2 separate regions of the Homo sapiens genome follow, and region 2 is linked to region 1. Evidence: read pairs that join two places in POLR2A ChIA-PET (ENCODE). Cell type or tissue: OCI-LY7. All regions are shown on one strand. Links, peaks and the distances in the headings refer to the core of each region. The heading gives the core; the rest is flanking DNA.

Region 1 (15,345 bases), core at 8,571-11,070:
TATCCTCAATACCTCCCTCCACAACCCATTATTCTGTCCTAGCAAACCTAGCTGACCCCATAGATCCTAATTCCTTTCGCCACTCCTCTTTCCATTCCTTAAAAACAGCCCTAGAAGCTGCCACCACGCTAGCTCTCCCTAACTCATCCCAACCCTTTTCATTACACACAGCCAAAGTACTGGGCTCTGCGGTCAAAATTCTTACACAAGAGCCGGAACCGTGCCCTGTAGCCTTTCTGTCCAAACAACTTGACCTTACTATTTTAGGCTGGCCATCATGTCTCCGTGCAGAGGCTGCCGCCGCTCTAATACTTTTAGAGGCCCTAAAAATCACAAACTATGCTCAACTCACTCTCTACAGTTCTCATAACTTCCAAAATCTATTTTCTTCCTCCCACCTGATGCATATACTTTCTGCTCCCCGGCTCCTTCAGCTATACTCACTCTTTGGGTCTCCCACAATTACCACTGTTTCTGGCCTGGACTTCAATCTGGCCTCCCACATTATTCTGGATACCACACCTGACCCCCATGACTGTATCTCTCTGATCCACTTGACATTCACTCCATTTCCCCATATTTCCTTCTTTCCTCTTCCCCATCCTGATCACACTCAGTTTATTGATGGCAGTTCCACCAGGCCTAATCGCCACTCACCAACAAAGGCAGGCTATGCTATAGTATCTTCCACATCTATCATTGAGGCTACCGCTCTGCCCCTCTCCACTACCTCTCAGCAAGGCGAACTCATGCCTTAACCTGAGCCCTCACTCTTGCAAAAGGACTACGCATCAATATCTATACTGACTCGAAATATGCCTTCCATATCCTGCACCACCGTGCTGTTATATGGGCTGAAAGAGGTTTCCTCACCGTGCAAGGGTCCTCCATCATTAATTCCTCTTTAATAAAAACTCTTCTCAAGGCCGCTTTACTTCCAAAGGAAGCTGGAGTCATTCACTGCAAGCAAGGGCCATCAAAAGGTGTCAGATCTCATCGTTCAGGGCAACGCTTATGCTGATAAGGTAGCTAAACAAGCAGCTAGCGTTCCAACTTCTGCCCCTCATGGCCAGTTTTTCTCCTTCTCGTCAGTCACTCCCACCTACTCTGCCACTAAAACTTCCACCTATCAATGTCTTCCTACACAAGGCAAATGGTTCTTGGACCAAGGAAAATATCTCCTTCCAGCCTCACAGGCCCATTCTATTCTGTCGTCATTTCATAACCTCTTCCATGTAGGTTACAAGCCGCTAGCCCATCTCTTAAAACCTCTCATTTCCTTTCCATCGTGAAAATCTATCCCCAATCCACCACTCTTGCCTCCCTCTTGGAGTGGATAGATGATCTTTGCTGACAGAACACACTCCAATACTTTCACCCTGATGAAGTCTTATTCTTTACTTTTATACTCATTCTTATTCTTGTTCCCGTTCTTATGCCACCCACTACCTCTCCCCAGCTATCTCTATCACACTATCAATCGCACTCACTCTCTCCTAGCCATTTCTAATCCTTCTTTAACAAACAATTGCTGGCTTTGCATTTCTTTTTTCTCCAAAATCACCGAGGCCCTGACTTACTCACTGCTAAAAAAAGGGGACTCCGTATATTTTTAAATAAAGAGTGTTGTTTTTCTGTAAATCAATCTGGCCTGGTATATGACAACATAATAAAACTCAAGGATAGAGCCCAAAAATTCGCCAACCAAGCAAGTAATTATGCTGAACCCCCTTAGGCACTCTCTAATTGGATGTCCTGGGTCCTCCCAACTCTCAGTCCTTTAATACCTGTTTTTCTCCTTCTTTTATTCAGACCTTCTAACTTCTGTTTAGTTTCTCAATTCATACAAAACTGTATCCAGGCCATCACCAATCATTCTATATGACAAATGTTTCTTCTAACAACCCCACAATATCACCCCTTACCACAAAATCTTCCTTCAACTTAACCTCTCCCACTCTAGGTTCCCACGCCGCCCCTAATCCCGTTCAAAGCAGCCCTGAGAAACATCGTCCATTATGTCTCCATACCACCCGCCCCCCCAAAATTTTTGCTGCCCCAACACTTCAACACTATTTTATGTTATTTTTCTTATTAATATAAGAAGACAGGAATGTCAGGCCTCTGAGCCCAAGCTAAGACATCATATCCCCTGTGACCTGCACATATACATCCAGATGGCCTGAAGCAACTGAAGATCCACAAAAGAAGTGAAAATAGCCTTAACTGATGACATTCCACCACTGTGATGTTTCTGCCCCACCTTAACTGATCAATGTACTTTGTAATCTCCCCCACCCTTAAGAAGGTTCTTTGTAATTCTCCCCACCCTTGAGAATGTACTTTGTGAGATCCACCCCCGCCCACAAAACATTGCTCCTAACTCCACTGCCTATCCCAAAATCTGTAAGAACTAATGATAATCTCACCACCCTTTGCTGACTCTCTTTTCAGACTCAGCCCGCCTGCACCCAGGTGAAATAAACAGCCTTGTCGCTCACACAAAGCCTGTTTGGTGGTCTCTTCGCACGGATGCATGAGACACTTAGGACCAACAGGTAGAAAAGGGGTAAAGGCCGGGCGCAATAGCTCACGCCTGTGATCCCAGCACTTTGGGATACCGAGAAGGGCGGATCACTTGAGCCTAGAAGTTCGAGACCAGCCTGAGCAACATGGTGAAAACCCATGTCTACAAAAATTACAAAAATCAGCCAGGTGTGATGGTGCTGCACACATGTGGTCCCAGCTACTTGGGAAGCTGAGGTGGGAGGATCACTCGAGCCTGGGAGGTCAAGGCTGCAGTGAACGTGTCACTGCACTCCACCCTGGGCAACAGAGTAAGACCCTGTCTCAAAAAAAAAAAAAAAATAGGAATTGTTTTAAAAAACAAGAAGAAAGGGGTAAAAGAAAATCACCTGCTGATGGATGATAACACAACTGGAGAAACAAGAAGAGATAAGGAACCAGCATTTGTGGATCCTCACTTTGGGTCTGATCCCATGTTGTGTCTTGCTTTTATTACCTTACTTAATCTGCACAACAAGCCTATATGGCGGCTTGGACTACTTTCTTTTTACATATGAAAACTAAAGCTTACAGAGGTGAAGAAATGTAAATCTATACTAGGAAATGATGGAGCTCGGATCTGAAACCAGGATTAAATGGCCTTCAATTTCCTGTTCTTTTCATCATGCTATAGAACTATTATAATACTATCACAAAAAAACAATTTTTTTGTTTTTTTTTGTTTGGCTCACACCTGTAATCACAACACTGGGAGGTGGAGGTGGATGGATCACTTGAGGTCAGGAATTTGAGACCAGCCTGGCCAACATGGTGAAACCCCAACTCTACTAAAAATACAAAAATTAGCCAGGCATGGTGGTGTGCACCTGTAGCCCCAGCTACTTGGGAGACTGAGGTAGGAAAACTGCTTGAACCCGGGAGGTGGAGGTTGCAGTGAGCCAAGAGTGTGCCACTGCACTCCAGCCTGGGTGACAGAATGAGACTCTGTCTCAAAAAAAAAGAATTTTTGTCAAGAACTTTTCTTTTTTACAGATATGTTATGGATATTTTACAGATATTATTCTGAGATGAATAAAGGAATGGCCCTAGTATCCATCTACTAAACAAAGCTGGAAAACAGAGATAATAAATCTTTATACACCTCCTCCTCTGCCCTTCACCTTTTTTATTTCCTAGTATGCCAAACTCTGACAGTTTTTGTCTTTTAAGTTTCATTTTAATCTGTTTACTTCTCTTTCTTGTCTACTTTTATGCCTTTCTCTTCTTGACTAATGCAGTCACTTCACTAAATCCACCCTTCTTCCTTTCACTTTAAAATCTTAATGGTTTCATTTCAATTATATTTTACATACATTTGTTGTTAATTTCAAGGCCATTCATGATTTTATAATGAAAAATTTTTGTAAATCGAACTTTTTTACAGATATTATCCTGAGACAAATAACATATGTATGACATGCAAGTTTTCTTAGCCACTAACAAGGCTATCGGCCTTGAATAATCAACTTACTCTAAAACTATGATTAATGTGTTCAAGAAAAGAAAGTAGAAAGCTGGATGAAAAAACGAAGAATTTCAAAAGAAAACTGGAATCTATTTTAAAAAACAGCAAATGGACACCCTAGAATTGAAAAATACAGTATCTCATATTAAAAACTCAGGTCACAGAAGATAGGTGCAAATCCTTCTATAAACCACCACACCAATACTATGTTCTAAATATTTACAGAGAAATGAATGTCAGCCAGCTGTTGACAAAACACATTTTCTAAGCATTCTAGCATATCTTTACAGTGCTACCTCTGCATTTTTAAGGCTCAAAGTTTACATTTTTATGAGTATCCTCTTTTATGATGAAAACTTAGTAATGCGGTTTAATTTTAATTAAAAACAAATTGTCACTAGTGTTCATAATAATGGCAGTAATTTACATAAGAATCTGTTTAAGTTTCAAGGCCAAAGCATTCTTTAAAATGGAACTGCAGTAAATGTATTCATCTAGTTATGAGAAATCTTTTATGCAGGACCCCTTTTGTAAAGGGACTGAAATAAGATTTCAAAAAGGTCAAACCTATTTCATTATTCTGTATCTTATAATGGGGAAGATAGTGAAGAAGGGGCAAGAAACCACAAATTAAATGCCTAGGGCTAGATAAAGAAAACCCAGTTCTTTCATTCAGAGTTCCTGTCCCATCTTTACTGCATGGGACATGCACTCATTACATGTCATTCTCAATCTCTCTAAAAGTAAATACACAAGTTTCAAGAAAGGATCTAATACTAGAAGAAAAATAACTTTACCAGAAGTCATGTAAACTTATTTGCTAGGGAGTAGGAACCTAATAAATAACTTTTCAAAGACAGGATGTTGATTTTCATTTGTTTTTATAAAAGCAAAACAGAAGCAAAGGCAATATATCAACTCTTGGTTGTCCAACTATAACTTTGTATAAAATCTGCTTAAAATGTATATTTTTCTCCTATACCCACTTTACCTGCTTTACAGTTTCTTTCCTTTACTGTTTGTGTCTTCAAGAAATACAAACTTATTTAAATATTAAGAAAAAATACTTACAAAGAAAAATCTGCTAAACAACTAAAGTACTGCAAAAGTTAATATAATAATGCTTGGATATTGTTACCATTTATCAATCAACTGGACAAATTAGGTAAATTATAACCCATAGGCCTGAATTTCCTAACTCATGAAATCTTTTAAATTCCTTCCAAAGCTCTAAAACCTCTCTCTCTGCTGGTAGGTATAAAGTCAAATTTTAATAATAAAAAATAGCTTGATTTTTGTAGCTCTTTAAAATAGCAGGAAAAGCATGAAATTTTGAGCTGTAAGATTGGAATTCTAGTTTGGCTTAACTTTATAAACTGGGAGATCTCAAATAGGTTACTTGACTTCTGAGCCTCAGTTTTCTCATCCTTAAAATAATCTGAATATCTGATTTGTAATTTTGTAAGAATACAGTACATGTAAATTGATTAACTCCATCACTGGTAAAGAGTGAGTAAGGACTCAACTTTCTGATGTTACCATGATATTTTCCACATAGGGTGTTATGAAGATTAAATTAAAAGAGAATGTATGTAATGTGCCTTGCTAATAGCCGGTATACAATAATTATCTTTCTCTTCATTTGTTCCTTGTAGTCTATTATTTCATTGCATATCAACACATATTTTCCATTTTATAGCAAAATCTTTCAAGTTAAACATCAGGAATTTAGCCATTTGGAATAACTGGTATTATAAACTAAGTGTTTCTATCTTAAATTACATTTAAGTAGGTGCAAAAGTCAAACATCGACTGGGCGCAGCGGCTCACGCCTGTAATCCCAGCACTTTGGGGGGCCGAGGTGGGCAGATCATGAGGTCAGAAGATTAAGACCATCCTGGCCAACATGGTGAAACCCCGTCTCTACTAAAATACAAAAAATTAGCCAGGCGTGGTGGTGTGCACCTATAGCCCCAGCTACTCTGGAGGCTGAGGCAGGACAATCACTCGAACTGGGGAGGTGGAGATTGCAGTGAGCCAACATCGCGCCACCGCACTCCAGCCTGCTGACAGAGCGAGACTCCATCTCAAAGAAAAAAAAAAAAAAACAAAAGTCAAATATCAAATATGATGTGAAAGGTTTTATTAAGTGTAAAAGAAAGATGTTTCTGATTTAAATACAAACCATAACTCAAGTTTGTTTCTCTAAATTTACTGGACAGAAATTTCTCTATGTTCTATTTTATATTGCTAAGTCTATCACTGTACATTAGAACAGTATAAACATCCTCTGCACAAGAAAGATCAGGTTCCTGAAAAACCTCTGGAATAAAATCATATGAAAGACAAGAAATATAGGGTAATGAAGATTAAGACCATTATTGACCACATGAATATTTGTTATATTTACCAAAATAAGGCAAATTGAATAGCATTCTAAAAAAATAGCATTGATTTTCCACATCTTCAATCAATAACAACAGCAGTTATAAGACTACATTTCATTCATCATTCCTTGTTCACTAGAAATTACTTTGGATTCTCACTTCACTAGAATTTCAATATAATTTCAAATTTGTTCTGCCTTGTTGCAATATCTGTATTATGTTGTTAGAGGTATTTTTCTTTATCTGATTCTTCATCTAAATGTTTCTTTCTCATTTTATGACTCAGAGTTACTGACTATAAATGGTCAATCCCAAACACAGAGTAAATCAGTTCTGAAAGTTTTGGATAATTTTTAATACATCGGTATAACTGAATAAGGATATTTTATATTCCTCCCATATACCAATATTCTTAGCTTTCTGCTTATGATTCCCCCAGGTTCACTTTCCTTTGAATTTCTTTAAGTCTTACAAAGTTGCATTCTAACTTAAAAACAAAACTTTACTATTCACTTCTCCCATTTAGATTCTCAACACTACTATACCCCTAACCAGAGTAAGTCACAATTATTGGATAACTAAACTTGAACTTGAGAGCAAAGATATTCAGAAGAAACATAAGTAAACTAGAATCTCAACTAAAAAAAAATACAGTGAACTGGATTACCATTTATTTGTATGCATACAAAATACTTTACATGAGAGAAATACAGGCATCTTAGCAAAGGTTTCAAAAACTAAATAGCAATTATCTTTAAAAAAATTCAGAAAAGAAAAAACCTAAGAAACCTATATTAAAATATTTATTACAATGATGGCCAGGTGCGGTGGCTCATGCCTGTAATCCCAGCACTTTGGGAGGCCGAGGCTGGAGGATTGCTTGAACCCAGGAGTTAAAGACCAGCTGGGGTAACCCAGAGAGACCTCATTTCTACAAAAATGTTTTGTTTTAAATTGGCCAGGCATGGTGGTGTGTGCCTACAGTCCCGCCTACTTGGGAGGGTGAGGTGGGAGAATCACTTGAGCCCAGGAGGTCCAGGCTGCAGTGAGCCATGATCATGCCACTGCACTCCACTCTGGGCAAGAGAGTCCCTATCTCAAAAGAAAAAAAAAAAAAAATATATATATATATGTATACACACACACACACACACATATACAATATATAAATGTATAAATCTATATTTATAAAATATATAAATATATATACACACATATATATATGTTTATATTTACTAAAATGCTAATTTTTTTTTTTTTTTTTTGAGATGAGGTTTTGCTCTTGTTGCCCAGGCTGGAGTGCAATGGCACGATCTCGGCTCACTGTAACCTCTGCCTACCAGGTTCAAGTGATTCTCCTGCCTCAGCCTCCCAAAGTGCTGGGATTACAGGAATGAGCCACCGCACCTGGCCTAAAATGCTAATTCTTAGGCTTTAAAATAAAAATTAACATTGAGAATTTTTTTTTTTTTTTGAGACGGAGTCTCACTGTCGTCTAGGCTGGAGTGCAGTGGCGCAATCTTGGCTCACTGCAACCTTTGCCTCCGCCTCCCAGGTTAAAGCAATTCTCCTGCCTCAGCCTCTTGTGTAGCTGGGATTACAGGTGCATGCCACCACTCCTGGATTCTTTTTAAAGCATGGAAATAGAAATAGTTTATAGACCTACAAAGCTCAATTTTCAGACGATTACACATTTTTGGAACTGGAAAATATGTGAAAAATCAGCTGGCCTGTCCTTTGCTCAGATTAAAAGGAAAGGAAAAAAAAAAAACCTAACGCTGAGAGAGGTTTTAAGCAACTCTCTCAAGGTCACCCAGCTTCAAACATTGGTTTACTATCCTTTATACTGTATCACACTGCTCCTACAGCAGTAGGAGCTCCTATTACTTATTCTAAAAGGCAAGATGCTTCTATTTATCAGGGAATCTTCTTCTTATTAGTAAGCACCATATCTTATGCAACATTATGATCTTACTAATGCCAGGATTTTAAAGGCCAGATGAATACATTTATTCAACAAATATTTATTGAACACCAAGTAGATGCTAGGCACTGTGACAGCACTGAGGATACAGTAGTTAAGAAGACAAACACTGAGAATAATAATACTAAAATGATAATAACAGTAACTACATTGAACTAAGCACCTACTATGGGCAAAATACTATATTAAGTAGCCTAGATGTACTTGCTTTTTTTTTTTTTTTTTTTTTTTGTGAGACAGAGTCTCACTATGTAGCCTTAGGCTGGAGTACAGTGGTGCCATCTCGGCTCACTGCAACCTCCACCTCCTGGGTTCAAGCGATTCTGCTGTCTCAGCCTTCTGAGTAGCTGGGATTACAGGCACGTGTCACCACGCCCAGCTAATTTTTGTATTTTTAGTAGAGACGGGGTTTCACCATGTTGGCCAGGCTGGTCTTGAACGCCTGGTCTCAAGCAATCCACTTGCCTCGGCCTCTCAAAGTGCTGGGATTACAGGAGTGAGCCACAGTGCCCAGCCCACTTGCTCTAATTCTTAAAACAACACTACAAAGAAGGGTTTAGAGTGAGTGGTTTGATAAGTGTCACAGTCCAATCCAGCTAGTTCTAGCACCAAAATGCAAGTTCTAGCCACCACATGTTACAGGCCACTTCCCTATTCCTAAATGAATGATTTCCTGATACAATTTTAAATATAAATAAAAGCACAAAGGAAATGAAAATATGCAATATTTTTAATAAATCCATATAGGGACCACTTTTAGAAAGTGGCATAATTCTGGTTAGCATATCTAAAAGAGTAAAGCATTTTTATAAAGGAGATAAGACAACTAACAAGGTTAAGAAGTTGGTGTATCCTCTCCCTCCCCCTCCCCCTCCCCCTCCCTCTCCCTCTACGGTCTCCCTCTGATGCCGAGCCGAAGCTGGACTGTACTGCTGCCATCTCGGCTCACTGCAACCTCCCTGCCTGATTCTCCTGCCTCAGCCTGCCGAGTGCCTGCGATTGCAGGTGCGCGCCGCCACGCCTGACTGGTTTTCGTATTTTTTTGGTGGAGACGGGGTTTCGCTGTGTTGGCCGGGCCGGTCTCCAGCTCCTAACCGCGAGTGATCCGCCAGCCTCGGCCTCCCGAGGTGCCGGGATTGCAGACGGAGTCTTGTTCAAAGTAAATTTCAGAGAAAAATACAGGTCAATTTTATAATGATAAAGAGGTCAATCACAAAAATCCTGAAAATTTATATACCTAATTACAGAGTGCCAAAATACATACAGCATAAGCTGCATGAATAAATACACAAACCCAAAATTATAGTCAATCCATAGAAATGCATTTAAGGAACTGAGAAACTGCCAAAAGTGGAAGTACTATTATTTTATGATCTCACACTACTGTAGGATAGATTCTGCTCTGCTACATACTTGTCAACATTTAGTATAGTCTTTTAAAGAGCTGGGGTATGTGTCCCCTCTAAATCTCATGTTGAAATGTAATCCCCAGTGTTGGAGGTGGGGCCTCGTGGAAGGTGATTGGATCATGGGGGCAGATAACTTCACAGGTTGGTGCTGAGTTCTCTCAAGATCCGGTTTTTTAAAAGTGTGTGGCACCTCTCCCAACCCCCTTGCTCCTGCTCTGCCATATGAGATGCCTGCTCCTTTTCATCGTCCACCATGATTATAAGCTGAGTCCTCCCCAGAAGCTGAGCAGATGCCAGTGCCATGCTTCTTGTACAGCCTGTAGAACCATGAGCCAATTAAACCTCTTCATTATAAATTATCCAGTCTCAGGTATTTCCTTATAGCAATGCAAGAACAGACTAACATAGTCTTTTTAATTTCAGTCCTTCTAATAAGTATGTAATGTTATCATTATGGTTTTAATCTGCATTTTTCCTAATGGTTAGTGATGTTGAGCATCTGAAAAAATGCTAATTTTTCATTTACATATCTTTTTTGGTGAGGTGTCTGTTCTAAATTTTTGCTCAATGTTTCTTGAATTGTTTTCTTATTGTTGAGTTTTGAGAATTCTTTATATATTCTGGACAAAAGTATCTGCTTTGCAAAGATTTCTCCCAGTCAGTAGTTTGTCTTTAAATCCTCCAATAGTTTTCAAAAACGGAAATTTTTAACTTTTATGGAGTCCAATTTGTCTGGTGTTCTTTTAGGGATTGTGCTGCTAATGTTATACCTAGTAATTCTTCCTAAGCCCAGGTCACAAGGATTTTTCTCCTATGTTTTCTTCTAGAGTTTTATAGGTTTAGGTTTTACATTTTGAGTTAAACTTTCTATTAATATACGGTTTAATGTACAGATTGAAGGATTTTAAAAATATATATAGGCATTTAATTTTACCAATTACATCTCTTTAAAAGACTGTTCTTTCTTTACTGAATTGCCTTTCCACCTTTGGTGGAAATCAGTTCATAAAGGGGTCTATTTTTTGGCTCTGTCTCTTCTGTTTATCTGTTTGTCTATCTTGATGCGAGTACCACACTACTTTGAGTATTGTAGCTTTATAATTATGTCTTGAAATTGGGTAGCGTTGGTTCTCCAACTTTGTATTCCCTTTTCAGAGTTGTTTTGCTTTTGTAGGTTGTCTGTATTCCATATGAATTTTAGAATCAGTCTGTCAATTTCTAAAAAAAAAAAGTCCTGCTGGGAATTTAGTTTGGATTGCACTAAATCTATGGATCAGTTTGGAGAAATTGGCCACTTAAAAGTATTTCCTCGCCAGACGCGGTGGCTCATGCCTGTAATCCCAACACTTTGGGAGGCTGAGGTGGACAGATCACCTCAGGTCGGGGGTTCGAGACCAGCCTGACCAATATCAAGAAACCCTATCTCTACTAAAAATGCAAAATTAGCCAGGCATGGTGGTGCATACCTGTAATTCCAGCTACTCGGGAGGCTAAGGCAGGAGAATCGCTTGAACCTGGGAGGCAGAAGTTGTGGTGAGCTGAGATCACACCAATCCAGTTCAGCCTGGGCAACAAGAGCAAAACTCTGTCTCAAAAAAAAAAAAGTATTTCCTCTTCTGACACAAGAACCAATATTTTCCCCCACTTACTTAAGTCTTTTAAGTTTTTTTCTGAGTGGTATTTTGTAGATTTTAGTGTGTCTTATATATGTTTTTTTCAGCTTTCTCTGTAAGTACCTAGCATTTTTATGCTACTTAAAAATTGTTTTTCATTTTAATTTTTTATTTTTTGTTGATAGGGTATAGCTTTGCTAAACTCACCTGTTAGTTTCAAGAGTTTCTTTAAAGATTCTATTGAATTTTCTTCATAGACAAACATGTCATCTGCCCATCAAGACAGTATTATTACTATACTTGTTGCTTTTTCTTGCCTTACTGCCCTGGCTAGAATCTCCAGAATAACATTGATTAGTAGTAGTGAGAACATACTCTTGGCTTGTTCTTGATCTTAGAAGAAATGCATTCAGACCTTCATTATTAAGTGTCATGTTAATTGTAGGGTTTTTGTAGATGTCCTTTATCAGCTTGAGGAAGTTTTATTCTATTAGGCTGTGAGAGTGTTAATCAAGTATACATGCTGGATTTTGTCAAATGCTTTTTCTGCCACTTTAGAGATTGTTGTGTGGTTTTTCTTTTTAGTTTAGAAATATGTTGAGTTACATTCATTGCATTTTTGGATGTTAAACCAACCTTACTTACCTTCCTGGGAAGGACAATGTACTTGGCCATGTGTGTCTTTCTTTTCATGTTTTTGTTGGACTTGATAGGCTAAACGTCTGTTTAGAAGTTTTATATCTATGTTCATGAGGAACATTTTTCTGTAGACTTTTCTTTTAGAATATCTCTGTCTGGTTTTGGCCTCAGGGTAACGATGGCCTCATAAAGTGAGCTGGGAAGGGTTCTTTTCTCTTGATTTTCTAGAAGAGTTTGTGTAGAATAGGCATTACTTCTTCCTTAAATTTTGTAAGAATACACCAGTAAAGGCATCTGGGCCTGGAATTTTCTTTGTTGGAAGTTTTTAAATTACAAATTCAATTTACTTAATTGATATGGGACTTTTCAAGTCATCTATTTTATCTTGGTTAAGCTTTACAGTTTTTGTTTTTCAAGGAATTTGTCCACTTTAAGGTGTTGAATTACAGGCATACAGTTTATAGTATTCATTAATCATTCTTTTACTATCTTTAAAACCTCTTAGTCTCATCACCTGTTTCATTCCTGAAACTTAATTTATCTCTTTCTTTCTCTTTTCCCCACTCTGGCTAGAGATTTATTAATTTTATTGATCTTCTCAAAGGTTTGATTATTTCTATTGATTTTATGCTTTATATTTCATAGGTTTCAGTCTGACCATTATTTTTTTCCCCCTCCTTACTTTGGATTTAATTTGCTCTTGTTTTTCTAATTTCTTAAGATGAAAACAGAGGTCATGGATTTGAGGCTTTCTAGTGTAGACTTTCAGTGGTATAAATTTCCTTCCTTGAACACTGCTTTAGTAGTATGACACAAATTTTGACATTTTGTGTTTTAATCTTCATTTAATTCATTCTGCTTTTAAATTTCCCTTTTGATTTCTTTGACCAATGAGTTATTTAGAAGCATTTTATTTAGCTTTCAAATATTTGGGAATTTTCTAGCGATTTTTCATTTACTGATTTTTAATTTAATTTTATTGTGGTCAGATAACCCACTTTGTATGTTTTGAATCCCTTTAAATTTATTAAGACTTGTTTAATTACTTTGAATAAGAACTATCTCAGTGATCTGTATGTACTTGAAAAGAATGTGTATTTGCCTATTGTTGGTTAGAGTGTTTTATAAATGTCAATTAGGTTAAGTTGGCTGACATCTGTAGGGATTTTCTGTCTACTAGTTCTATCAGTTATCAAGACAGTGGTACTAAAATCTCGTTAGGCTGTTCTTGCATTGCTATAAAGAAATTCCTGAGACTAGATAATTTATAATGAAGAGGTTTTATTGGACAAGCTGTACAAGAAGCATGGCACTGGCATCTGCTCAGCTTCTGGGGAGTACTCAGGGAGCTTATAATAATGGTGGAAGATGAAAGGCAGCAGGCATCTCATATGGCAGAGCAGGAGCAACGGGGTTGGGGGAGGTGCCACACACTTTTAAAAAACCGGATCTTGAGAGAACTCAGCACCAACCTGTGAAGTTATCTGCCCCCATGATCCAATCACCTTCCACGAGGCCCTACCTCCAACACTGGGGATTACATTTCAACATGAGATTTAGAGGGGACACATACCCCAACTCTTTAAAAGACTATACTAAATGTTGACAAGTATGTAGCAGAACAGAATCTATCCTACAGTACCATGAGATCATAAAATAATAGTACCTCCACTTTTGGCAGTTTCTCAGTTCCTTAAATGCATTTCCATGGATTGTCCCACAACCACAAAAAAAAAGAAAGGAAAGGAAGCTAAACATACACTGACATATGACCAAGGCATTCCACTCAGGAATTTTTACTCAAAAAAAAAAAAAGTGTATGTCCCCAAAAAGACCTGAACAAGAATATTCACAGCAGCTTTATTTATACAGACCAAAATGTCCATCAGCAGGTAAATAGATAAACAAATGTGGCATATCCATATAATAAACATTATTCAGCAATAAAAGGGAATGAACTACTGATGCAACAACATTGTTGAATCTCAAAATCATAGTAAGTAAAAGAAAAAGGGGCTGGCCAAGCACGGAGGCTCACACCTGTAATCCCAGCACTTTGGGAGGCTGAGGCGGGTGGACTGCTTGAGCTCAGGAGTTTGAGAGATGAAACCCTGTCTCTACCAAAAATACAAAAATTAGCCAGGAGTGGTGATGCGCACCTGTGGCCCAAGCTACTTGGGAGGCCGAGGTAGGAGGATGAGTGGAGCCTGGGAAGTCTGGGAAGGCTGTAGTGAGCCATGATCATGCCACTGAACTCCAGCCTCAGTGACAGAATGAGACCCTATCTCAAAAATAAATAAATAAAAAATAAAACAAGAAGACAAAAAAGAATGCACATTGTATGATTTCATTTAGATAAAACTCTAGAAAAAGCAAATTAATCTATAGTGCCAGAAAGCAGATCAGCACTTGCACAGGGAAGTTTCTGGAAATGATGAGTATGTTCACTATCTTGATGCACACAAGTGTATCAAAACTCATCAAATAATATACTTTAAGTATGTGTAGTTTATTGTATGTCACTGACACTTCAATAAAGCTAGTAAAATATAAATAAAAGTTTTGAACATGCCATTACCAAAATACACTGTATTCAAGGCTGTAAAATAAAACACATTTAAAAGAACTGATATCACACCAAGTATATGCTTTAACAGTAATAAAATTAAACTAGAAATCAGTAACAGAAGAGTTTCTGGTAAATCTCCAAATATTTGGAGGTTAAACAAACTTCTTGATAATCCATGACTCAGAGAGAAAATCACAAATACTTTGAACCAAAAGAAAACAAAAATACTATATAAAAATGTGTAGGATATAGTCAAAACAGTGCTTTAGAGGGAAAGAGCATTAAATGCTTATACAAGAAAAAAAGAAAAGACAAATCAATGACTTCTACCTTAAGAAACTAAAAAACAAGAGTAAATTATATCCAAAGCAAGGAGAAGAAATAATAAAAACAAAAAATCAATGGAAGTGAAAACAGAAAAACAACACAGAAAATCAAGAATAAAGCAAGGAGTTTGCTCTCATCACTCCTATTCAGCATTTTATTAGAACTCCTACACTGTGAAAAAGAGAAGGAAAAGAAAAAGTACACAGATTGGGAATAAAACTGTCATTATTTTCTGACAACATAGTTATCTCTGTAGAAAATCCCAAGGAATCTACAAAAAAGTTCCTGGAATTTAATAAGTGAATTTGGCAAGGTTGAAGGACATGACGTTAATATGCAAAAATCAACTGTATTTTATGTACTAGCAGTGAACAACTGGAAATCAAA
Region 2 (15,345 bases), core at 4,481-6,980, 54 kb before region 1:
CAGTGAACTCTTTTTATAGTTGCCATAGCAAAAGTGACTCCAAGTCCATGCCCTTTAGACATCACTGGTTTTACCTGGTTTCAAGATACAACCTTACCAGTCTATCGGCAACCCAGACCCTGCACCAGTTTGCTTACCACTTTATTCGCTAGGATAAAGAATATTTATGCTTGATTCCATCCTGAATGTTTTTCTTATTCTTGCATTCTGACTCACAAATATCTAAATGATACCCTATAAAATTCTGCATATCTCTCATCATTGCTGTAACTGATGGCCTCAAACCAAGCTGGTCCCCTTCACATGACCCAGCCAGTCTCACAACATGAGAGACGGTTGACACATGTTCTCTTCCTTTTCCCATTAGGTCCATCTCACACGTAAGTCTCTTTGATTGTTCCCAAAGGGATTGACCCAAGTTCAGACACAATAGATCAAGTGAGGTGTGGAAAGGGGCTCTCCTTTAAAGACTGCCTCTCAAACTGTAATGTACATATGTACCACTGAGATTTCATTCAAGTGCAGAATCTGATGCAGTAGGTCTGACCTGGGGCCCAAGACTCTTCCTTATGAACAATCCTGTGGCAACCCTGATCTGTTGGTCCTCAGACCACACATTGAATAGCAAGACTGCATAGTTGATGGTACGTGAACTGTAGGGTCAACTTGGCACCTCGATTCTATGAATTATGCAAGCAAACATCTTGTTTCCCTTCACTAAAGTCCTTCTGTCTCTTTTGTCAATCATTGGTCCTCAGCTTATATTTTTAATTTAAAAAAATTATTGGTGTAAAATTCACATAACATGAAATTAACCGTTTTATTTATTTATTTTGTAATTTCACCTTTTAGATACAGGGGGTGTAAGTGCAGTTTATTAAATGGGTACATTGCATGATGTTGTGGTTTGCGGTACAGATCCCATCACCCAGGTACTAAGTGTAGTACCCAATAGGTAGTTTTCAAACACACACTCCCCTCCCTCCCTTCCCTCCAGTAGTCCACAGTGCCTATTGTTCCCATCTTTATGTCCATGAGTACCCAGTATTTAGCTCCCAGTTATAAGTGAGAACAGGAGGTATTTGGTTTTCTGTTCCTGAATTAATTTACTTGAGATTATGGCCTCCAGCTGCATCCATGTTCCTTCAGAGGACATTATTTTTCCTTCTTAAAGGCTGCATAGTATTCCCCGGTGTATATGTACCACATTTTCTTTATCTAGTCCACTTCTGATGGGCACCTAGGTTGATTCCATGTCTTTACTGTTGTGAATAGAGCTGTAATAACATACAAGTGCATGTGTCTTTTTGGTAGAATGATTTGTTTTCTTTGGGGTATATTCCCAGTAATGGGATTGCTGGGTTGAATTGTAGCTCTGTTTCAAGTTCTTTGTGAAATCTTCAAACTTCTTTCCACAGTGGTTGAATTAATTTACATTCCCACTAACAACGTATAAGTGTTCCCTTTTCTTCACAGCCTTACCAGCATCTGTTATTATCTGACTTTTTAATAATAGCTATTCTCTGCAGTGAGCCCAGATTGCGCCACTGCACTCCAGCCTGTGTGAGAGAGTAAGACCCTGACTCAGAAAAATAATAATAAAAATAGTAATAGCCATTCTGATGCTGTGAGATGGTATCTTATTGTGGTTTTGATTTCTCAGCTCATTTTTTCACAAGTATTCTCTCTCTCTCTGAGACACACACACACACACACACACACACACCAGGTCCTTTTCCTAATCCTTTTCAAACCTGCCAGTGAGAATCTAATGCTTTAGTCACTTGAAAAGTACTCTGTATGCAGATTTGAAAAGAAGGCTATATAGAGAGAACACTGGGATAGTGCTACAGTTTGGCTGTGTCCCCATTCAAACCTCATCTTAAATTGTGGTTCCCATAATCCCCATGTGTTGTGGGAGGGACCAGTGTGAGGTAATTGAATCATGGGGGCAGTTATCTCCATGCAGTTCTCGTGATAGCGAGTGAGTTCTCATGAGATCTGATGTTTTTATAAGGGGCTTTTCCCCACCCTCACTCGGCACTTCTCCTGCTGCCATCATGTGAAGAAGGTTATGTTTGTTTCCCCTTCCGCCATGATTGTAAGCTTCTTGAGGCCTCCCCAGCCCTGGGGAACTGTGAGTCAATTAAATTTATTTTCTTTATAAATTGCCAGTCTCAGACACATTTTTACTAGCAGCATGAGAACAGACTAATACATATAGTAAACACAAACTTCAGCTATGTGTTAATAATAATGACCATTTATTATGTGCTGATTACATGTTTGTCACTAGAAGTATTTATCTCATATAATCCTACGAAAAAGGTATCATTGTCACATGTTAAAGGAAGAGAAAACTGAGGTTCAGAAAGGTTAAGTAACTTGTTTCAGGTCAAAGCATTAGTACATGACAGAGTGGCAGATGTCCACACTTCTTTGAAGCTCATCCCACCAGGCTGGCCTTGTGAGTAGCTTTAACTGATAGAATGTAGCAGAAAAGACTTCCAAACTTTGACCTCAAGAAGGCTGGTAGCTTCTGCTCTTGCCTTTTGAACACTGCTATCTCATGAACAAAATTAGGCTCACCTCCTTGAGGAAGAGAGACTTTACAGAGATAGAGGCCCAGTTATCCCACTGTGGCAGCCAAACCAGACATATGAGGCAAGTGAAGCTATGTGGGACCAACCATCCTTCAGCCTATTTGCAAGCTAACTGTGGACATATGAGTGAGCCCAGGTGAGCCATCCTAGGCTGAGCCCTGCCTAAATTGCCTACACATTATGGAAAATAAAGAGTTATTGTTTTGACCCAGTAAGTTACAGGATGGTTTATTATGGAACAATATACAACTGAGCTAAGATTTGAATTATAAGGAAGTCTAGCTCTAAAACTCTTCTGAGCCCAAAGCCATGATCCATCATACACTAACTCGTGGTCCATAACTGATTTTGGTCCTGCTTGTTCCTTTCAGAGTTCTAGCTCTAGACCTGGTATAATCCATATGTCACTTCTGATTTTTCTGTGCCTCCAACACCTTCACCACCCTTGGGCTGACTATCTTACCTTTCTTATCTTTGGGCTCCAGTCCTCCTTCAAGATTGCCCTAGGTGTCCTTTTTTGAGCTGTCTGCCTGGTAATCTGTATGTGGGGGTTCATGTTCTGATCCTGCTTGGGGTCTCTAGGAGACTGTTTCTTAAATTGTACTGTGCTTACACATCTAACGATTTTGTTAAAATGCACATTCTGCTTTAGGTGGTCTGGGGTAGGACCTGAGATGCTTCATTTCAAATAGGCTCCCAAGGTGATACTGACGCTACTTGCCAAAGGATCACACTTTGAGTAGCAAGGCTGTAGGCTACTCTGCAAAGAAACTATTTCACTGCTTCCTCATTCACATAAATAATAGTCATAGCTGATGGGGATCATGGCTGGATTCTTCAGCCAAAGAGGGAGTCTCAGCTGTGCATTTATCAGTGACCTGCATACTTGCCAGTTTAACCCAGGGAACAATGTTAAATGGAGGAAAAGATAAAAGATAAAGATTCAATTTTCAAAGTATTCATTCAATAATACAACAAATATTTACCAAGCATCAATGCCAAACCACTATGTGGTAGCATCTAGGTAGGAAACCTCAGGACATCCTCTTCTGAGGGCTTGGATCACGTAAGAAAATACCATTTTATAATGGGATGTCCTTTCTCTAGTCACCTCACAGCCCCCTGAACTAATTAGCTGAACTCTTTGAGCTTCATATATAACGCTGACTGAAACAATTTGTTTGTAATGCAGCAGTTTGAGTTTGGGAACCAGTGTTACGTTTGCAATGTAACAGTATGGTTAGTGTTTAGTTATCTGTACATAGGTGAATGATCAATCTTGAAAAGTATATGCCTTGGCAGCCCAACCCCTTTCCTAAGAATCAGAGATACATTGGTGGGGCGCAGTGGCTCATGCCTGTAATCCCAGCATTTTGGGAGGCCAAGGCGGGCAGATTGCCTGAGGTCAGGAGTTCAAGACCAGCCTGGCTAACATGGTGAAACCCCGTCTCTACTAAAAATACAAAAATTAACCAGGTGTGGTGGAACACACCTGTAGTCCCAGCTACTTGGGAGGCTGAGGCAAGAGAATTGCTTGAAGCTGGGAGGCGGAGATTGCAGTGAGCTGAGATCGTGCCACTGCATTCCAGCCTGGGTGACAGAGCAAGATTCTGTCTCAAAAAAAAAAGGATCAGGGATACACATGATACTTGTAGGTAACTCTGTAAATAGGGCTAGATAGGTGACTTATTTGATCTGAATCCCTACATTCTTTGCTTCAGGAGTCCCCCCTCGAAAGAGAATGTCCTGGAGCTCTCCAGATAGATACCACCACATACTGTTTGGCATAGGTGTCTTGTGAATATTTATTGTATTATCGAATGAATGCCTTGAAAACAGAATCTTTATCTTTTATCCCTTTTCTCCTTTTACCTGGTAAGTCCTTCTAAGACAAGTGCTGTCTCAGCCCTGACTAGATGAAGGACTCAGTTTCCCTAGGGACCAATCAGCTACAAGAACCACTCCACCTTCCTCTACATCAACACACGTGCCTGTACCTGGAATGGTGAGAAACTGTCATTCTTTTTTTTTTTTTTTTTTGAGACAGAGTTTTGCTCTTGTTGCCCAGGCTGGAGTGCAATGGCGCGATCTCAGCTCAAAACCTCCACCACAAGGGTTCAAGTGATTCTCCTGCTTCAGTCTCCTGAGTAGCTGGAATTACAGGTGCCAACCATCACACCTGGCTAATTTTTGTATTTTCAGTAGAGACGAGGTTTCACCATGTTGCCCAGGCTGGTCTCAAACTCCTGACTGACCTTAGGTGATCTGCCTGCCTCGGCCTCCCAAAGTGCTGGGATTACAGGTGTGAGCCACCACACCCGGTCCGAGAAACTATCATTCTTAACTTCTCTCTCCTGCCAAGAATCTACCTTTTTCCTTTTCTTCTAGACCTCACAAGGAGAGGGATGAGAGCTTGCTTTGTTTTACCCAGTCCTGGGTTTGCAGTGCAAAGGCCTACTTCTGGAATGATAAACTTCATCTTTAATTAGTCTAACACAGATAGGATCCAGAGAAGCAATGTGGTGTGAGACAGACAGGGTCCCTCCCCTCGAGATGGCCCAGTGAGAGATGGAGACAAGCTGTTGGGCACTACAGGTATGGCTACTACAATGGGGGAACACAGTATTCCTCTGAGCATTTAGGAAGGCACCCACTCTTGTTTTGGGAATGGGATTGGGGTGGGAACAGGAAAGGCTTCCCTAAGAAGTTATCACCTAAGGTGGATATTAAAGAATAAATAACAGTTAGCCAGGCAAAAAGGAAGGAAAGGGTGGTAAGAGAACATCCTGAAAGAGAAAAGCCATTGTGTAAAATAATTTGAAGAACAAGTCATTAATTCAAGTGGCAATGGTAATTTGAGATATGCAAAACATCCTATTTCTTAGTATTTGAGATTTTGCTCCATCTTTTACAATTGTGCTTACTTTTAGAAAGTGAATTCCATAGTGGAAAGCTTCCCTGAGGAATATGTGATAATTGGACAAAGCTTTGCTGACATTTACCTTTGCTGCATCTACAAAGAAATAATTTGCTGAGATAACTAATAGAGCAACCAAAAGCAGATGTACCTAATCTACTTCAAGGACACTTTTTTTTCAGCATTTTGTAAGCACACTAAATGCAAATTATATTATGCATAAAATTAAAAATCAACCTCATCTAGTCATCAAAACAAGTTGTGGCTTAACATCTACCAGGAAACAGCCACTATAAAAATAAATTTGAATTTAATTACACAATGCAGCTTTTTAAAAGCCCTTTCCTTTTAACTTTGTATTAAGTTGTATTAAGTTAGCCTGACCTTCTTGTAATTTATCTCACCTCCAAGGTTTCACCAAATTTGATAGATGCTGAATTACCTGTGACTGACTTATGTTTTTTGTTAGCTTTGAATATGAAAAAGGAAGTTTCCAAATTCTTTTGTTAGTATCGGTTTAAACAGGACTATAATAATCAATCAAAATAAGCTCATTTATTAACACAATTTGAGTATCCCTTTTCCTAAATACATAGGATCAGAAGAGTTTTGGATTTGGGATTTTGGGGGATTTTGAAACATTTGCATATACATAATGAGATATGAGACCCAAGACTAAACACAAAGTGCACTTATGTTTTGTATATACCTTATTCACACAGCCTGAAGCTCATTTAATACACTATTTTAATAATGCGCATGAAACAAAGTTGTGTACACTGAATCGTCAGATGGCAAAGGTGTCATTATCTCAGCCACTCATGTGGACAATCTGTGGTTGTTTGACATCATCCTCATTCCTGACTTTGAATTTATATGCTACAAATTAACAATCATTTTCACTTATTCACACATAAGTACTTAACAGTAAAAAAACAACATCCCATTAATACAGTTAAAAAATAGTATGTTCAGGATAACTCAGCAGCACAGTAGCTTCACTAGAACACCTGCATCAGCTGCTAAACAACGGTAGCAACGAATAACAGCAGGCTTTCAGCCTCCACCTATGATGCTGTGTTGTGATTAAAAGGTTACTGTCCACTGTGTTTTATATTTTTAGGTGAGAAGAAACATCAGAAGAAGTCGAAGGACCAGGAAGTGGGTCTTCTAGGGACTAGGAGGCATTCTGCTGAATGGCTTTTAAAAATGTTTCCTCTAGACTCTTCTGCCTCATTAACAACGGTTGCTGTCTCAGAAGTCTCTTTGATTTTGTAAACTGTCATGATTTCTCGTTCTTGAATGAATGCACACTGCTCTAGTCCTTCAATAAGCCCATCACACATTTTCACCATGTTGTCTATAGGCACTTTTTCTGTAGTGTTAACAAAATCAAATTTATGACTATTATGACAATTACCTTGATTCAGAACCATTTTGGTTATTCTACCATCAGGTGGTGAATGAACAACTGGAGCCTCATTATCGATGTCAAAAATTTCTTCAGGCTGGGCATGGTGGTTCACGCCTGTCTTCTCAGCACTTCGGGAGGCTGAGGCAGGCGGATTGCTTGAGCCTAGGACTTCGAGACCAGCCTGGGCAATATGGAGAAACCCCATCTTTGCCAAAAATACAAAAATTACCTAGGTGTAGTGGCGCGCACCTGTAGTCCCAGATACTTGGGAGGCTCAGGTGGGAGAATCCCTTGAGCCCAGGAGGTTGCTGCTGTTGTGAGCCATGATCACACCACTGCACTGCAGCCTGGGCAACAGAGTGTGACCCTGTGTCAAAAACAAAACAAAACTTCTTCAATAGGCCGGGCATGGTGGCTCACACCTGTAATCCCAGCACTTTGGGAAGCCGAGGTGGGAGGATCACTTGAGGTCAGGAGTTTGAGACCAGCCTGGCCAACATGGTGAAACCCCATATCTATTAAAAACACACACAAAAAAATTAACCGGGCATGGTGGCATGCACCTGTAGTCCCAGCTACTTGGGAGGCTGAGCCACGAGAATGGCTTGAGCCAGAGAGGCAGAGGTTGCAGTGAGCCAAGATCAGCCTGGGCAACTGAGCAAGACTCCATCTCAAAAACCCCAAAAATGGCAGGGCGTGGTGGCTCATGCCTGTAATCCCAGCACTTTGAGATGCTGAGGCGGGCAGATCACAAGGTCAGGAGTTTGAGACCAGCCTGGCCAATACTGTGAAACCCCATCTCTACTAAAAACACAAAAAATAGCCAGGCATGGTGGCGGGTGCCTGCAGTCCCAGCTACTTGGGAGGCTGAGGCAGGGGGAGTCCCTTGAACCTGGGAGGTGGAGTTTGCAATGAGCTGAGATCGAGCCACTGCACTCCAGCCTGGGAGACAGAGCAAGACTCTGTCTCAAAATAAATAAATAAATAAATAAATAAACCCCCAAAACGAAAAAACTTCTTTAATATAAGAAGAAAGTAAAAAAACTTCTTCCAGCTTCACTAATGGACTCCAAAGGTATATTTTTTGCATATGTAAGAAGGCCAGACATCATTTTTTTTCTCACTTGACATACAGAATCATTCAAACTTGTCACCTTGCTCGTCATCATCACTGAACACAGTTGCAGGCCAGAAGTTGTGCCAGACATGCCCAACCATGTGTTTAGTCATTGTGTTCCAAGCACTGGCAATAGCATATATAGTATCCTTCAGGCTAAACTCCTTTTGAAAACTTTCCACAGCCACGCCTCTGTTCACTATTGCTAGCATGCTGTTCAAAAAGTTTATTGATCTAAGGATAGCATGGTCATATGGCTAAATTAATAAAGTTATCTTTGTGAGAAAGTATATGACATAAACATTTCTGCTGAGGATCTCAGGTGAAGGATGAGCAGAACAGTTGTCAAGGAATAACAAGATCTTGGAGTGGACATCCGGTTCAGCTTTTCTGCAGTGTGCATGAACCACTGGTACAAAATATTTGAGAAACTGCCAGAAAAAAATGTCCTTGGTGATCCATGCCTTTTTGTTGGCATAATAATGGACTAGTTAAGAAATTCACTCCTTGTAAACATCAAGTATGCATGCTTTTGCCTATCACAGCAAGTTTACACTCTGTGTGGCTGTTGCATTAGCACATCCCAGCACAGTTATTCTATCCTTAGTATCCTGAATTCCTACAGGAGCTGCCTCATCAGCTGTAGTCAGAGTCTTTCTGGGGTAATAATGCCAAAACAGAGATGTTTCATCAGCATTATAGACTTTTTCTGGGATAAGACTCATCAGCAATGACCTTGTCAAACTGATACACTTTTATGTGTTTTATTTTATTTTGTTTTTTATTTTTTAAGAGACAGGGTCTCACTCTGTCATCCAGGTAGGAGTGCAGTGCAGTGGCATGATCAGAGCCCACCGTAGCCTCAAATTCCTGGGCTCAAGTGGTCCTTCAGCCTCAGCTTCTGGAGTATCTAGGACTACAGGCATGAACCACCACCCAGCTAATTTTTTTTAAAAAGATTTGTAGCAATTGGGTCACCCTATTTTGCCCAGGCTGGTCTCAAACTCCTGGGCTCAAGCAATCCTCCTGCCTCACCCTCCCAAAGAGGTGGGATTACAGGCATGCGCCACTGCATCCAGCTGATGCTGGCAAACTCATCAATGAATTGCTCCGCTGCTTCACGATCAGCAGAAGTTTTATCACCACAAATCTTTAAAAATTTAATGCCATATCTATTCCTAAATTTCTGCAACCAGCCTATTGACTAATCATAGTTCTCTTCACTTTTCAATTCATCGTGACAGATCTTTGCTTGTTTCATGATCTACATACTATGAAGTGGCATGTGTTTGTTCACTGCAACACTGACAACCCACTCTTTCAATACATGATTGAGGTCTTTATTTTTAGCTTTATGCAGTGTTTTTCTATTTTTAATTAACTTCTATTCATCACTTTCAGCATAGAACTTCAACAGTCCTGTTTCTTCATGTCATACAGGGTGGTCATTCTAACACCACACTGCTGTAAGATGATTCACACTTATACCACTGTCCAGTTTGTCCAATAGCTTGACTCTCTGTGCTATAGATAAATATTCTTCCTCTTTCTCTTACCACTGTTACCCATAGGGGTATCTGTAGGGCTTTTTGGTATTTTCAACAATATCTTTACAGAGAGTAAGCAAAAATAAAGTAAGTAATGCACGTGGGTCTTGGTCCCATGTAGGGCATCATGGGGAACCTGCTGTTTGCATATCTGGCCTGCACACATGCCATGTTATTACCTTTTGTGGGTGTGCTTGCATGAAGGAATCTGGGCATGCCTAGAAAATATACATCACAATTAAAGGGCCTGGGAGGGTGTTTCTTTGCTCGGGGACACTGAAGGAATTGTGTGTTGTGCATCTGTGTTTTGACTTCGACTCATCACGTGAGGTCAGCTGTGAAGTTTTCCACTTGTGGTGTCATGTCAGCACTCAAAAAGTTTCAGATTTTCAAGCATTTTGGATTTGGGGTTTTCATATTAAGGATGCCCAACCTCTTTATTCAGTTGTCTTATGGGGAATTGAGTCCAGTGAAGGGTATCAAGGAATCATAAAATGTTGAGCAGGGAAGTAGTTCAGAAATTTCCAAACTCAAAGTCCTCTAGAGAGATGAAGTATTTCCCCTAAGTTCACGATGCTTAGTGAAAATGTCAGTACAGGTTCATCTTTTTTTGTTGCAATTCTGAAATCTCAAAGTCGAAATCTTAAAATCCAAAGTTTTGTTTTTTAAAAATTTAGTGCCTAACTTATACAGCAAAACGTGCCCTACACCAACATGAGGCTATCCATCCTACTTAATATGAATATTCATACATTTTCCTGAAGACACGCTGATGTGCTGGATTACAGAAAACTTTCCAGGACCTCCATGGAGGTGTATATACACCATGAAGCTTTTCTACAGTCTGAAGAATTCTAAGTTACAAAACAAATCTGGTCTCAAGGGTTCTGGATAACAAGTTTTATGAATCCCTAATAATAGTCATTAATTACTGGGCATTTGCTTTGCACCACATATTGTCCTACAATTTTAGATGCATTTTCATAACTTTGATTTGACACATTCCACTCTGACCTCACCTGCTATCTTTCCAGCTCACTAATTCTATTACCCCAATTCCAAACCTTTTAAACCAAGGGTCTCTCCACCATTGGTCCTTCTCCCACTTCACACTTGAGGTCCTATCTTCTCTTTATAATTACCTGACTTAAATGCTTTGGTCAATTATTATGCTGTAAATACTCACTTCAGAATCCCTCAAATCCCTTGCCCTTCTCTGGCTTTGACTTATTTGTTTAGCAAAACACAACCCTAGTGAAACCCACCTCTTTCCCTGCACTGGAATGGTTGAATATGTCTGGTGAAAACCATGCTGACTGATCTCGTTTTGAGTTCATAGTCATTAACCCTTAACTGGGCCCTTAATGCTGCCTGGCATTCATAGCCAGGCATGAGGTTCACAGCAGGATGAGGTTCCCCTCATCCATTCACTCTCCTGTTCTCCTAGAGAACAAGCTCATACTTCCTTCTTCCCCTCAAGAATACTCCTTTCCCCACTTACTCTTAGGTGATTACTATGCTACCTATTTCTCTAAGAAAAGTGAGAGAAGCAGAAGAAAACCTCCACAGACTCCCACAACCACATACTCTCCTACCAGTCACTGTACCCACACTCTCAGCCTTCCTGCCTAGTCCCTATGAAAACTCCCCATGAGTCCCTGGCACCAACCCCTCTCATACTCAAGCACATTCTCCTCTTTCCTGCATCGTCAATTTTCACCCAATCATTCACAGAGTTAGATCAACAACACAAACCTCCCATAGCCACCCACCCACATCAGCAATCTGTTAAATGATTAGTTAGACGGGCTCCCCCATTTCACACCAAGCTCTGACAATAGCCTCAAGGTCCTATACAACCTGATCTGCAGTTACTTCACTTCTGCCTCTCCAACCACTCTGTCTTCTTTGATCTTTGCTGTCAAACATGCCTGACATACTCCTGTCCTCTGGCCTTTGTAATGGCTCTTCCCTTTGCCTTGAATCTGCTGCCTCTAGATATCCACATGGCTTACTCCCTCACCAGCTTCACATCTTTGCTCATGTTATCTTCTCAATGGAGGCTACCCTGTCTCCCCTATACAAAATTGTAACCCACTACCAGCCTCCCATATCCCCCAACCCTGTCTTTGGAACCCTTACCCTGCACTGCTATTTTCTTAGCACACAGAACTTCTAACATATTAATATATTTTCTTATGGTTATGGTGTTTTATTTGCTTCCCATCCCCCTCCCCTCACTAGACTGTACATGCCACAAAGGATCTGTATTCTGTTCACTGACATATCCCAAACACCTGGAACAATGCCTGACACATAGTAGGCATTCAGTCCATGCAGAATGAATGTCATAGTTTAAATTTCACAAAAATCTAATGTGTTAGGTTTTATATTATCTTTATTTTATATATGAAGAAACAGACTAAGTTTTAAAAATAGGCCCATGGTCAAGTTACAAGAAAGGGAGACAGCCAGGAGCCCAGTCTTCCTGATTCCACAGTCTACTTGCTAAATGGCCAGGCCATGTGGCCTCCCTACAGTGCGCTTGCCTCAAGGTTTGGAATAAACATGTTGAACTGCATCTACCGTCAATAAACCATCATCAAATGCCACAGAAGTTTATTGTGTCCTCTTGGGGTACATGACAGCTTGGTAGTTTTGATCTAACATCAAATTCTACTCAATTTACTTCCTGACTCCAGAAGATAACAGGTCCAAAAGCTCATCTATTCTAGGCCAAAGAGGTTGGTTTCATTCATGTATCTTTTTTTTTTTTTTTTTTTTGAGACAGAGTCTCACTCTGTTGCCCAGGCTGTGTGCAGTGGCACGACCTCAGCTCACTGCAACCTCTGCCTCAGTCTCCTGAGTAGCTGGGATTACAGCAGTGCACCATCATGCCTGGCTAATTTTTGTATTTTTAGTAGAGACGGATTTTCACTATGTTGGCCAGGCTTGTCTCAAACTCTTGACCTCAAGTGATCCACCCCTGCCTCAGCCTCCTAAAGTGCTGGCCAGGCTGGTCTAGAACTCCTGACCTCAAGTGATCCGCCTTGAGGTCACTTGGCCTCCCAAAGTGCTGGGATTACAGGGGTGAGCCACTGCGCCTGGCCATTTATCCACTGATTCATTCATTTATTGAGCACCGACATGCTGAGGGTATCCTGTAGATGGTTGATTTGGATGCAGTCAGTAAACCAAATTTCTCTTCTTGAAACTACCATGAAGGAAAAAATGCCCACATCATTTTTGGAACTAAATCCACAGATGAAAAATCATCTTTTCTCTAACTGCATCAGAACTAATGCTACTCCCTCCAGCTCAGGAAGAGCCTCCTATCCCAGCCCCTGTGCTAGGGCCTCCATTCCAGTGGAAGTAAATGTGAGCTACATGACTGATAGTTTACTACTTCTGAATAGCTTTGTACTGGAATTTGGAAGGAATGTGTATAGTGCTCAATATGAAGCTCAGTTTGGCTTCAGGGACCATTTTAATTAAATTAATTATCTCTAAAAGAAACACTTAGAGTTGTTTAAGCCTAAACAATAGGTACTTGTTCTCATTTCTAATAGGAGTCACATTGTTCAGAGAGTTCTCTTGGTGAGCTGAGGACAATGTTACCACCAGCTATTTAAGGAAGACCTTCCCCTTCTTGCCCCATGCCTTCCCTCTCACACACAGGAGAGAGGCTTTCAGAGAAGTGGGATGGAGGGCCTGGCACATTAATGTACCAAATCTACAAATGCACTCCACTGCTTTCTTTTTTGTTGTTTTTTGATTTTTTTGTTTTGTTTTGTTTTACAGCCAGAGGTCTTTTATTTTATTTTATTTTATTTTATTTTATTTTATTTTATTTTATTTTATTAACACCTATGATGCCATGAATTCACAGGGAATAGGTTCCAGCAGCTCAGGCTCCTTCCCACAAGCTTTCACAAAGTGCGCTTCTCTGGGTGGAGCAGGCTGGTGCTTCACTTGAACCCAGGTACCTTCCTCTTTGGCTTCTTTCTTTTTCTGATCATTTTCCTTCACACATTTCAGGAAGCTATCTCGGCTCTTACAGTGCTTAATGTGCTCAATATGCACATTAATTCTCTTGGCAAGAATCTTACCCTTGTTTACAACAATGCCAACAGCATGCTGGGGAACACTGTAGACTTTCAGTTTTGCCATGGTAACACTTGTGGGGCATTCCTTTTTGAACAGTATCCATTCCGTTGATGTGTACCATATCACCTTTCTTATAGATTCGCATATTTGTAACCAAAGGAACAAGTCCATGTTTTCTAAAAGGCCTAGAGAATGTATACCGGTGCCTCTCCTCTTCCCCCTTTGTGTTCATCATTGTGGCAAATTACTGGAAGGTGGCAGTTTTGGCCGAAAGGAAGGACTGCTTCCTTAACTTTCCTAACTCATATGTGTCTTGTGTTTGTTTCTGTTGTGGATTCTTAGTCACATGGCCTTGTTCTGTATGGTCTGCATTTTCAGGAAAAGCATCCCAGCCTAAGTGGCCCTTGTACCCGTGAAGAAATAGGCAGTGTCACTTTTACTTTGTGTTCTCCTTTCCTCCACCATTTCCTCCTAGTGTGTCCTTGTTTTCAGAAACACTAGACTGATTTTTAAAAATAATATTGTATACTCCGCCTCATTGCAAGAAGACTCAATCTGGCTTCTTCGCTCCATTCTTTTTTTTTTTTTTTTTTTTTGAGACAGAGTTCACTTTCTCGCCCAGGCTGGAGTGAAGTGGCGCAATCTTGGCTCACTGCGACCTCCGCCCCACAAGTTCAAGTGATTCTCCTGCCTCAACCTCCCGGGTAGCTGTGATTATAGGTGCCCACCACCACGCCTGGCTAATTTTTGTATTCTTAATAGAGACGGAGTTTCTCCATGTTGGCCAGGCTGGTCTCGAACTCCTGACCTCAGGTGATCCACCTGCCTCAGCCTCCCAAAGTGCTGGGATTACAGGTATGAGCCACTGCCCCTGGCCTCTTCCTTCCATTCTATCTGTTCTTTTTATTATTGCAGTACAAAGAAGTAAAATGATATCTCCCTCTCATCTTCTGCTCCTCACAGTCAGCCATGCCCCCACAACCTTGTCATCACTAGGAAAAGGAGTGTAGGAGGGCTCTCTTCACCCCCGACATTCACTTTTCAGAGCTGTGTGTTATTTTTAAGGATGCATCATGGCTTTGTGGGAAAGCCTTAGTGTGTGTGTGTGTATGTGTGTGTGTGTATGTATGTGTGTGTGTGTGTGTGTGTGTGTAATTCCAGTCAAAGGTAAGAGTGTTTAAAGCTTTTCTGTGTTGTGCTAAGCCCTTCTCCCTGAGTCTTCTCTCTTAGATACAGTGTGATTCATCTAACTCCAGTGACTAATGGCCATGCCAAGTACAGGGTGTTGGTCTCTGTTCTTTGGTCTCTCTCTCAGTGACTGAAGAGTGGACAAGGCACACAAAAGAGAGCTCTAAAGGCAGTCAATCAATACTGCAGACTGACTGACAATGGCAGTATTAAGTGCCATAGTGGTTGGGTTTACTGGAATGAGTGCAAAATAAGGACCAGAGCTGGCCAAATTAGCTTTACATAATAACACTAGGCAATTGGTATTGGAAGAGATGGCTAAAGCCCAGGCCACAGGATAAGCAGGTCCCTTCCAGCTTTGACTATAGTTTTGGTGTTTGTTTTTTTGTTTTGTTTTGTTTTTGTTTTTTTGTGAGACAGGGTCTCTATCTCCCAGGCTGGAGTGCAGTGGT

What was found. Peaks named below come from ENCODE experiments on the same cell type or tissue, not always from the same donor. Only the 100,000 strongest peaks of a DNase experiment are listed, where the experiment ranks them.
Region 2: POLR2A ChIA-PET joins it to region 1 with 5 read pairs; 4 of 35 experiments call an interaction of 5 or more read pairs at or near these places.

Annotation. Positions count from the first base shown.
Region 1 is chr4:54,023,003-54,038,347 of GRCh38, forward strand. All of the region lies in intron 3 of CHIC2 (cysteine rich hydrophobic domain 2), which reads right to left. Among named protein-coding and RNA genes, the nearest start is that of CHIC2, 34 kb to the right of the region's middle. In OCI-LY7, for the core only: no CTCF peak of the experiment used is centred there; DNase peaks (open chromatin) are centred at 9,009 and 9,749; H3K4me3 peaks cover 1,944 bases; H3K27ac peaks cover 2,500 bases.
Region 2 is chr4:53,973,119-53,988,463 of GRCh38, forward strand. It overlaps the pseudogene RPL21P44. Among named protein-coding and RNA genes, the nearest start is that of CHIC2, 84 kb to the right of the region's middle. In OCI-LY7, for the core only: no CTCF peak of the experiment used is centred there; no DNase peak of the experiment used is centred there.